Linked DNA regions of Homo sapiens: regions 2 and 3 are each linked to region 1. The links are chromatin contacts, found by Hi-C or POLR2A ChIA-PET in ENCODE. All regions are on one chromosome and are shown on one strand. The core of a region is the stretch at or near the end of the contact, and the rest is flanking DNA. Distances in the headings are between cores, read along the strand shown.

Evidence for each region. Hi-C counts contacts between places; a loop is a spot of excess contacts on that map. ChIA-PET counts read pairs that join two places held with the same protein, here RNA polymerase II (POLR2A). Pooled maps may share reads with other maps.
Region 2: a map with no recorded cell type shows a loop between it and region 1 (4-fold over the local background). The contact joins two enhancer-like sites. A Hi-C loop is called at or near these places in 1 of 168 maps with a recorded cell type or tissue (OCI-LY7), 1 of 37 single-sample maps with no recorded cell type and 1 of 50 pooled maps. POLR2A ChIA-PET finds 5 or more read pairs at or near these places in 1 of 52 experiments (OCI-LY7).
Region 3: a pooled map shows a loop between it and region 1 (3-fold over the local background). The contact joins two enhancer-like sites. A Hi-C loop is called at or near these places in 3 of 37 single-sample maps with no recorded cell type and 2 of 50 pooled maps. POLR2A ChIA-PET finds 5 or more read pairs at or near these places in 1 of 52 experiments (OCI-LY7).

The regions. Positions count from the first base shown.
Region 1 is chr7:70,414,307-70,417,584 of GRCh38, reverse strand. The region is part of intron 4 of AUTS2 (activator of transcription and developmental regulator AUTS2); the gene reads right to left. Among named protein-coding and RNA genes, the nearest start is that of GALNT17, 720 kb to the left of the region's middle. RefSeq lists enhancers at 143-746, 747-1,352, 1,791-1,900. Within about 2 kb of position 1,735, at least 2 of the 41 ENCODE cell types and tissues checked have a DNase peak (open chromatin) inside an H3K27ac peak, as active enhancers do; they include OCI-LY7, where a contact is called at or near this core.
Region 2 is chr7:70,807,522-70,810,799 of GRCh38, reverse strand. No RefSeq gene overlaps it. Among named protein-coding and RNA genes, the nearest start is that of GALNT17, 320 kb to the left of the region's middle. Within about 2 kb of position 1,704, at least 2 of the 41 ENCODE cell types and tissues checked have a DNase peak (open chromatin) inside an H3K27ac peak, as active enhancers do; they include OCI-LY7, where a contact is called at or near this core.
Region 3 is chr7:70,775,353-70,778,630 of GRCh38, reverse strand. It overlaps AUTS2 (activator of transcription and developmental regulator AUTS2), which reads right to left. Exons shown (of 19, transcript NM_015570.4): 13 at 3,245-3,274; 14 at 1,457-1,528. Among named protein-coding and RNA genes, the nearest start is that of GALNT17, 360 kb to the left of the region's middle. Within about 2 kb of position 1,735, at least 5 of the 41 ENCODE cell types and tissues checked have a DNase peak (open chromatin) inside an H3K27ac peak, as active enhancers do.

The sequences.
Region 1 (3,278 bases), core at 486-2,985:
GAACATGTAAGTAACGGTTTGCAAGCTGCCAAGAGCGTGGGTTTCACAGCGCACATTGCAAAGCTCTCGCCTGTCACTGCAAGACGACAAGTGTGCTCTCCAAGTCTCTCTCTCCCCTTCTAGATCTTAAAGGGTTACGCCTGGAAATTGCCTCGCTGTGCTTCTGGGACAGTATGAAGGATGACTGCCATTGCCACGGTCAGCTATGACAGCGCCAATTTGATGTGCTGCCATCAAGGGCCTTCTAAGAGCTGAGCGCCCTGATGGTTTTGTGATGCGAATAGTCACATTGCAAAATGGTTTTCCTCTCCCGCTGCCTCTGCCTCCATCTGCTGCTGGGCTAAAGGCACAGCCGGCTGCCTGCCTGTCACAGCATGTATTAAAATTAGCTGGGGAGGAGGCACTCAGTTGTGCTAATTACATTTTAATCATTGGAAATGTGTTGGCAAATCAAGCCTTGATTGCCATCTCGGAGTCTGTCTCCTCCAGCAGAGTGGAGGGGCTGTCTGCATTCGGCAGGGCCTGCTGGGCTTTCTCCTTTCACAGAAGATAGACTGGGGGCCCTGCTGGCCCACCACTGAGACCGCTTTGGCACATTATTAAAAAGCCACAAGGCTTGTTTCAAATCATCCCTGTGTGAGACCCGCTCATTCTCACTTCCCTGGGCATTCCAGCAACTTGGTACTTTTAACTAGAGCTTTAGTGGGCTGCTGTACCTTGCAGGCTCAGAGTGTGTGTGTCAGAGGAGGGGAGCAGGGGTGCAGGAGGCTGCAATCATGTCTTCCCAGCACCTGGGAATCAAGACAGGGCCTGCTGACATAAGGCAGTGTCCCTTGGGAGTGGACCGTGACCGCAGCAGGCGCTGCGTCGGCAGGGCTGTGGTAGCAGCTGGGATGAGGTTGTAGGCGAGAGAACATATTTTGTGGGCCGCTGTGGGTTGCCGGACAGGTTCATAGGGCTGAAGATCATTGCTTCTTCCCGGAGTTAGGGAACTGAATTAAGCTCTGTGTTCCAAGAGGCAGGAAAATCCAAGGACAGCCTCTTTTCAAGCAGGCAATGCCTGCTACTGTGGCCAGGTGCCACAAGCCAAGAGGAGAGAGAGAGCATTGAGCTTGGGCAAGGCCCATTCAAAAGAGCCCACCGAAAGCAAGCTGCCTGTTCTCACCAAAATAGGCTGAGTGTGCAGTCATTCACATTAGGGGTGCTCACTAGTGGGGGACTTCCTGTTTCCTGGGGGCCTGTTACACACTGGACAAAGAGAGTCCAGATAATATAAAATATGAAACAAATTTATTTCCAAAGTGTGATGGGTTGTTGTAGTTATGCTATTGAAGGCATAGACTATTGAAGGTTTAATTATATGTCATCAGGCTGGAAAATGACAAATTGCACATATCTTCCTTTGTAAAAACTTGCTCCTGTACCAAAAATTATAGATTGTATTACAGCATCTAAGAGAAAATCTGAGTGAGAAAAAAACACACCTGCATGCCAGCACAAACTAAAACCTTACAATAACATATGAAGGAGCCAGCCAGGGACAAAAGATCCACAGAGCCACTGTTACCACAGAACCACTCTTGAGTGGCAAAGAAGGGCTTCTCTCTCACACGTAGGGTTCAAGGAAAAGAGGATTTCAAAGTCAAGCTTCAGAGAGGTCTGCAAATATCAGGGAAGAACTCAGCTGTCGGCGCTGTGTGAGGAGAATGACACTCATTTCTGGACTGGTTAACGTCTGTGTGTGCGTGCACACAAATGCCCCAAGAGCCTTACAAATGGTCTGGTCCAACCCACACAAGGCTTGTTTTTCCCTGTTACCGTTGACTTGCTCTCCCCGTAACTCTGAGACAGCCACAATATAGATGTCTCTCCACCCAAAACAGAAGAGAGAAAGAGAAAGTGGCAGAGATGTTGGGGTTGCTGTGATCTTGTTACAACTTATCAAGTGGAGGCCACTTACGGTAGCCACTTGGTAGACAAACACTACAGATCACCAGATCTTAAACAACGATGTACCAGGACACTTTTTTTTTGTCTGCATGAGTAGAACTAATTTAAAATACTGTATGTGTTTTTCCTATTTCAATGACTTCAGATGGTCTAGTTTCAATTTCATGAAAAAATGAAAATCTTAAGTCTAATATCACCACTGTATACATGAATACTTCCTCAAACTATGCAATATGCTTACACATGTATTCCATCAGCTCATGCTTCAGACTGTGCTGTTAGGCAAGCAGGGCAGGCAGTCTGACTATATTTTCCAGTTGACATAATGAAAAAATCAGAGAGGGGCATGACTTGGCCAAGGCTCTACGGCTAGTGGTGCAGCACCAGGACTACAGCCTAGGCTGCCCCCAACCTTCATTTCATCTTTGTCATGAAGGCATTATCATCGGGGAATGGGACAAAGACCTACGAAGGCCAGAGAAAGGCTATGAGAATGCCTGAGGTGGGGCTCTTTGAGAATTGGCAGGTTAGGTGAGCAGACCTCTCTCGAAGGAGTTGACACTCACCTCTGAGGGAATGGGTGAGTACCCTGGGGAATAAACTATTTACTCTGTGTTAATATGCTGTCATAAAATGATGACATCAACCCAGTCCCAAACAGTGAGCTCTTTGCTCCCAAACTGAAGCCCACCAACTTTGGATCCACTGCACTGGGAGACTTGTTACCCTCTGTTCCAGGCTGTAAAGAAATCAGACAGTCCAGGAAGCTTATTAAGTAAACTAAAGACAAACTGTAACTCGTGCTTTGAGCCCTGGAGATTCACCCCAGCAGCCACTGGGGCTAAGCTATACATTTTTTCCCCTAAATAGATCCTCTCATGCAGTCTAAGCCTGAGACGGCGATGGGACCTCAGTAACTGACAGGCCTTTTCGGTGTGTGTCAGGCAACATATTTTACCACCCCCTTTCCAATGCCATATTCTCTCTTTCTAGGCAGTGAGCAGAATCCTCTTTCTCACCTCTGAGAGTCTCATAATTGTCTCCCCACTGCTAAACGTCTCTCCTGACATCACGTTCTGGAGGCCTGTCAGATGAATGCAGGCTTAATATGTCTGATACCCAGTTTGTGACCAACCTGCAAATGCCTCCTGCCTCCCAGTTCTAAGCGACACAGAGCTGACTGAGTATCTGTGCCCAGATCACCCATGTAAAAAAATTCCAATTCTGCCAGTCCCACTGCTGATTATCCCTGATAGGAGAAGGTCACTAATTGTATGTTCATCGCTACAAAAGCTTTGCTGGTGCTTTGATTAAAATGTCTCTCCTCA
Region 2 (3,278 bases), core at 455-2,954, 390 kb before region 1:
CAACTCTGGACCTTACAACACATCTGACCATTGTGTTGCAAGAATTCTAGGAAAACTCTACAATCTCTTTGAGAAATATCACAGGAGACCTAAATAAATGAATACCTTGGTTATGAATTAAACAGCTCAACATAGGCCGGGCATGGTGGCTCATGCCTGTAATCCCAGCACTTTGGGAAGCCGAGGTGGAAGGATTGCTTGAGCCCAGGAGTTCAAGACCAGCCTGGGCAACAGGCAAAACCCCATCTCTACAAAAAAAAAAAAAAAAAAAAAAAAAAAATGTTAGCCAGGCATTGTGGCATGCACCTGTAGTCTCAGCCACTCAGGAGGCTGAGGTGGGAGAATCACCTGAGCCCAGGAAGTTGAGGCTGCAGTGAGCTGTGATCACGCTACTGCACTCCAGCCTGGGCAACAGAGTGAGACTTTGTCTTAAAAAAAATAATAATAATAAGCTTGACATTGTAAAGATGTCAATTCTCCCTAAATAAATTTATAGATTCAATGAAATTTCAATCAAAATCCCAGCGGGCTGTTTTCTTTCTTTTTTTTTTTTAATAGGAGTTACCAAGCTGCATCTCAAATCTTTCCATTTCATCTACATTTTCAAATCTGCAGAAAGCAAATATAATATCCTTTTATTATCTGAGGTGGAGTACCTCTTTTCATTCCTGATATTGGTAATTTGTTCTCTCTCAGTCTCTTTCTCAATTACTGTCACCTGGGAGTGCTGTCAATTTAATTAGTGTTGGCAAAGAAAAAAGAGTCGGCTTTGTTTATCCTTTTCATGGTATGCTTGTAGTCTCCTGGAAGAATTTCAATACAGAACTTTTTTGCAATATATTTGTAGGAATAATATAATTCACCCATATACCCTTCACCTAGATTTGACACTCATTAAGATTTTGAGACATATCTTTCTGTGTATTTGTGTGTACACATATAGACTTTTTTTTCTTTACCATTTGAGATAACTTGTGGACAACACGACACTTCACCACGTGTGGCATAATAAAATATATATATTTGATCTCTGCCTCTGGTTTCTGACACAGAGCTCCTTGTAATTTCCTGAGTGATAGTGGTGCTAGGGGCATCTTTTGTTCAAACATTTGTTCTTTGATCTGGTTCCTGACACAGAGCTCCTAAAACCCTCATAATTTCCTGTGTGATGGAGGTGATAGTAACATCCTAACACAGAGCTCCTAAATCCATTTGAATTTCCTGGGTAAACAGGAAACACCCGGCTAATTTTTGTAATTTTAGTAGAGACGGGTTTCGCCATGTTGGCCAGGCTGGTCTCAAACTCCTGACCTCAGGTGATCTGCCTGCCTTCCTCCGCCTCCCAAAGTGCTGGGATTACAGGCGTGAGCCACTGCGCCTGGCCCGTCTAGACAATTTTGGGGGGAATATTTTTCCACCAGCTGAAATGTTTTATTTCTTGCTTCGGTTTACTTCTAGTCACCTGCATGCATTAGGATCTGCTGTTTTATTTGTAACAATGCAATGACAGTGGTGTGCAAATGGGTGAAGGTTTGGAATGGCGACTGTGTTTCTTGGTTCAAAAAAATGCTCTCTTCTGTTGGTAAAGTTCACTTTTACAAAATAACAGTGCTGTTATTTTTGTAGGGGGAAGCGTTTTCGTGGCCTCTGTTTTTGTGATTTGCTTTTGTTTCTGTGGACCTTTCATTTCTCGTTTCATTTTTTTCCTTTGCCACCAAGTCTCTAAGGGACCCCTCCCTATCTTACTTCCTCTTTCTCCCCGAGAAGCAATGATTCCCTGAGGCCACCACCTCCTCTCCTACGTGCTCTAAGTCCCTTCCCTTTGATTCTCTCTTAGCCAGGAATACAAGCCCTGTCCTCAGCTCTCAAGAACAGAAAAACTGTGGGTTTTCTTTTTTCTTTTTTTTTTTTTTTTTTTTTTTTTGAGACGGAGTCTCGCTCTGTCGCCCAGGCTGGAGTGCAGTGGCGCAATCTTGGCTCATTGCAAGCTCCGCGTCCCGGGTTCACGCCATTCTCCTGCCTTAGCCCCCCGAGTAGCTGGGACTACAGGCGCCCACCACCACGCCCGGCTAATTTTTTGTATTTTTAGTAGAGACGGGGTTTCACTGTGTTAACCAGGATGGTCTCGATCTCCTGACCTTGTGATCCGCCCGCCTCTGCCTCCCAAAGTGCTGGGACTACAGGCGTGAGCCCCCGCGCCCGGCCAAAACTGTGGTTTTCTTTTAGATTTTTTGTTAACAACTAAAGCTTCCTTATGACTAAAAGCCATACACCAGGAAAACCCCTTAACCCTCATTCCAACTTTTGAAAGTTCTCTAGAATTTGCCTTCTTCCTTCTCCAGTGTCTAGGTTTTAAGGCTCCTTCCCTTCCTCCCTCCCTTCCTCCCTCCCTCCCTCCCTTCCTCCCTTCCTTCGAGTCAGGTCTCTCTGTGTTGCCCAGGCTGGAGTTCAGTGGCACGATCACAGCTGACCGTAACCATGGATCGTGGGAGGGAGCAATCTTCCCACCTCAGCCTCCTGAGTAGCTAGGACTACAGGCAGGCACCACAACACCTGACTATTTTTTAAAAAAAATTTTTGCAGAGATGAGGTCTTGCTACATTCCCCAGGCTCGTCTCCAACTTGTAGTCCTAAGCAATCCTTCTGCCTCAGCCTCCCGAAGTGCCGGGATTACAGGTGTGAGCCACCACACCCAGCCCTCTTCTTCCTCTTGTTTGCTTTCTTTTAATTTTGCCCAGAATTTATAGTTATTATCTGTGAAATGAAAGAGAAGAGAGAAAAAACAGTAACAAATAATTAGGTAATTATTGCTAAGTGTCATTGATATCCTAGGAAAATATATTAAGAAGCTGTGGGTGATGAACCGACAATTAAAAGCCGTGTGTGAAATTCCCAGGGCCCCCCAGGGAACTTACAAAGGTTCTCACATGCTGTGGCAAGAGGGCGCCAAAAGCTGAAGACCAGGCTCAAGACTTGACATTACCGTGGCTGAGCTCCTGAGCGGCTTAAATACTCCAGGTCTAAGGTATCTAGGTCAGGGTATGTGGGACCCTGATACATAAGATTCCCCCAAATATTTAGAACTATCAGATTCTGCTGAACCTTCTTAGCCTCCGGAAGTACCCACCTCGCCGGGCGCGGTGGCTCACGCCTGTAATCCCAGCACTTTGGGAGGCCAAGGCGGGTGGATCACAAGGTCAGGAGATCGAAACCATCCTGGCTAACACGGTGAAACCTCGTCTCTACTAAAAATACAAAAAAAAAATTAGCCAGGCATG
Region 3 (3,278 bases), core at 486-2,985, 360 kb before region 1:
GAGGTTTGCATCTTAAAACTTTTAACCGGGTTTTTATTTTTTACTCTTTTTTTTTTTTTAGAGATGAGATCTTGCTATGTTGCCCAGGCTGGACTCAAACTCCCAGGCTCAAGGGGTTCTCCTGCCTCAGCCTCTAGAGTGACTGGAACTTGGGTTGTTTTATTTTAAAAATCACGTAACCCTTTTAAAAACATGTCTCTTCTGTGATGAAGAGCTCTATCTATCTCCTGGCTCATTGGTCTCCTGTATTTCTTTCATGAGAACTCCCAAATGCTGTTAGGACTAAAAGCTTGTTCATGAAGAAATGGATTAAGTGAAGCTTATTGGAGTTACTTGATTGCTTGTTTGCTCCCATTTTTGCAGGCATCGTAACATAGCCTATAAATACCCAGACTGTAAAATACAGACTTGTCAGTTACTTTGTTCCCTAAGCCAAGCGCTGATGCTGTATCCAGGGACTTGCAGAAGTTCTTGATCTCTCCCCTACTGAGTCATAAAGGCTCTAGCAGAACATGGAATATGTTCATCCCTATGATGAAAATATAGACAAAAAGGAAAAATCGTCTTTGGACAGCGAGGTAACTAGCCAGAACGTGGCTCCTGCAAGTACTGACTGTATTCCAATCCCTGGCACTGACCATCAGGAGGACCAATGACAGTTCAGCGGCATCATCTTCATATAGGGCACACATGACTCTACCATTTTCCCACAGCCATAAAATGAAAAGAATGCACCAGTCACTATTTTTACAAAAACCCAAACCCAACATTCATTTGTAGCTCTTCCCAGATGCAGAGTATTTTCTGTATTCTAATTCTTGGTCACTATAATTTTATTTCCAAAAGCTTTATTTTAGCATTTAATCCATATTCAAGACCTTTGGATCAATAAAATGACAAAATTATAAAGGGAACAAAACCCTGGGGCATTATCAGTTTGCTTTTGTTTTGTAATTTCACTAGTGGTTTCCCTAATTAACAGTAAGATTTCTGAGCTGGCTGCTGTGACTTGCACTGTAATCCCAGCTACTTGGGAGGCTCAGGTGGGAGAACTGCTTGGGGCCAGGAGTCTGAGACCAGCCTGGGCAACACAGTGAGACCCCTATCTATCTCTACAAAAACAACAATCAAGAAATTAGCCAAGTATGGTGGTATATGCCTAAAGTCCCAGCTGCTTGGGAGACTGAGGTGGGAGGATCACATGAGCCCAGGAATTCAAGGCTGTGGTGAGCTATGATTGTCCCCTTGTACTCCAGCCTGGGCAACAGAGTGAGACCCTGACTCTAGGAAAAAATAAGTAAGACTTCTGAGTAGCTTTTCCAAGAGAGGCTTGATCCTTCCTAACTATGGGTCTGTAAAATGTGTTTTAAATGCCTCCTTCATCAGGTTCTCCCGAGCACGTCACACACTCACATGTGCATCCCATTCTTCCCTACACCACGAAGGTCGGACTGACCTTGACTTTCTGTTGGTGGTGGTAAATCTGCCAGGCGATGTGAACATGCATAGCACACCACTTCCCTGGTTTCTGGAACAAGAAAGAGCAACGTGGTTAGGAGGAAGACATTTCAGAGAAAACCACCTTCAATTTCCCCAAAGCTTTCAGCAGATTTTGGCTGCAGAGGCTTTTTTCGTGAAACAAGAGTGCTTTGTACTCTCCAAGTGCCTTCCATCAGTAGCTCTCCAGCGCCCAGTCATAAGGGAGTCACAGCCAGCTCCCCCTCTCTCCCCACGTGGGTTTGCTACTCAGAAAACCACATTGACAAGGGCCTCCCCGGTTACCAAGGACAAGACGGCAAAAGCCTGAATCCCACTCTGTGCCTCTTCTCTTTCTTTTCTGCTGCCAGCTGGCAGACCTGGTAGAGTGGGAAGCCCTACTTAACAAATGTTGCCATGCTATAATGCAAATCAGCTGTTCAGAAGAGCTCATTAGTGAATGTCTGTGAGTCAAATCAAAATAAGAGAGGGTACAGAACCTGTCCTAACCTCCCCCAAGACCGTGGTGGTTTTTATTTTAACCCCCAAAGTGGTACAAAGAAATTCACATTTTGATTGAAGCCCAGTTACCGTAAATGCTAAGAGTCAACTACCCATTCGTGTTGGTGGGCGCTGTTCCTAAGTTTAAAGAAAGAAACAAAGAGAAGAATATTCCTTCCTTCCTGTTCTCTATCTAGGCCTCTGCAGATCTCAAGTCCATCCTCCACCCTCTGGGGTTGAATTTGAATCCACATCTCCCCAATTATTTCATGTCTTGCTTTATAAGGAGTGGAGTGCTGTGAGTGTATTCTCTTCTACCAGTCAGCGGGCAGGGACCACCTTTTCACTTCATTTCTGCTAAGTAATCTACCCATAAGCTCGGCGTGCGCGCTCAGTGACTACTGGACAGATGAGAAGAAAACACAGCCTCATTCTACATCGGCGAAGAACAGAAGCTTCTGGTTTCTACAGTATGGAGTTAGTTCCGAAAATATATACTTAAATGCAAGTCTGGGTCAGTTCTCTTCTCTTGCAATGAAATTATGGGTAGTTTGAAATCACAAATAATATACTGCCTCACCTAAGTGATGACACAATTCTCCTTTTTCCCCTGGAGAAATCAAATTATCTGATTATGTGCCCTAGAAATGAGTTATGCATAGCAAGAAATCTGCTGTCCATCCATCTTCTGTCCAACAATTCATCATGTCTGTCTTACCCCCAACCACCAGGATTCATTTAGAGGTCATCACACTGGCCAGTCTCCAGACCTCGAGAACAATTTGCTTTAAGCAAGATGTTAACAAACCAGATGCTTATAGTACCTCCTTCCTGCACCTTAAAAGGAGGTCAAACGGCTATGGCAAGTCAATGTCACTTACTACAGAAAGAGGGAGCCACCAGCCAAAATAAATGGACCCAGCTACATATTTTCTAAGTGCAAGAGAGACTAACTTCAGCCTATAGCTTCAGTCTTTCCCCTTAAGTTCCAACTAGTCAAACCTTTTACCAGAACTGCTAACAAGAGATCGGACTCGTTGACTTTTCTCTGTTGTAGAGATAAAAAAAAAAAGCCAATGGCCTCCAACGGTCAAAGCAAAACAGTTTAGGCCATTTTCAATCACACTATCTGAAAAACCCAATCACCGTCATTCCAATGTCTTATTCCAACATTTCTATGGCTTATTTCCTTGTAATAGACTTGTATTTTTAACCCACAGGGAGTCAAATAGAGGTTGCAAAACAGTTCTATAAGAAGCTTTCTTACCCTTAACATAGGTCTGAAAGGATCTGTCAACTGT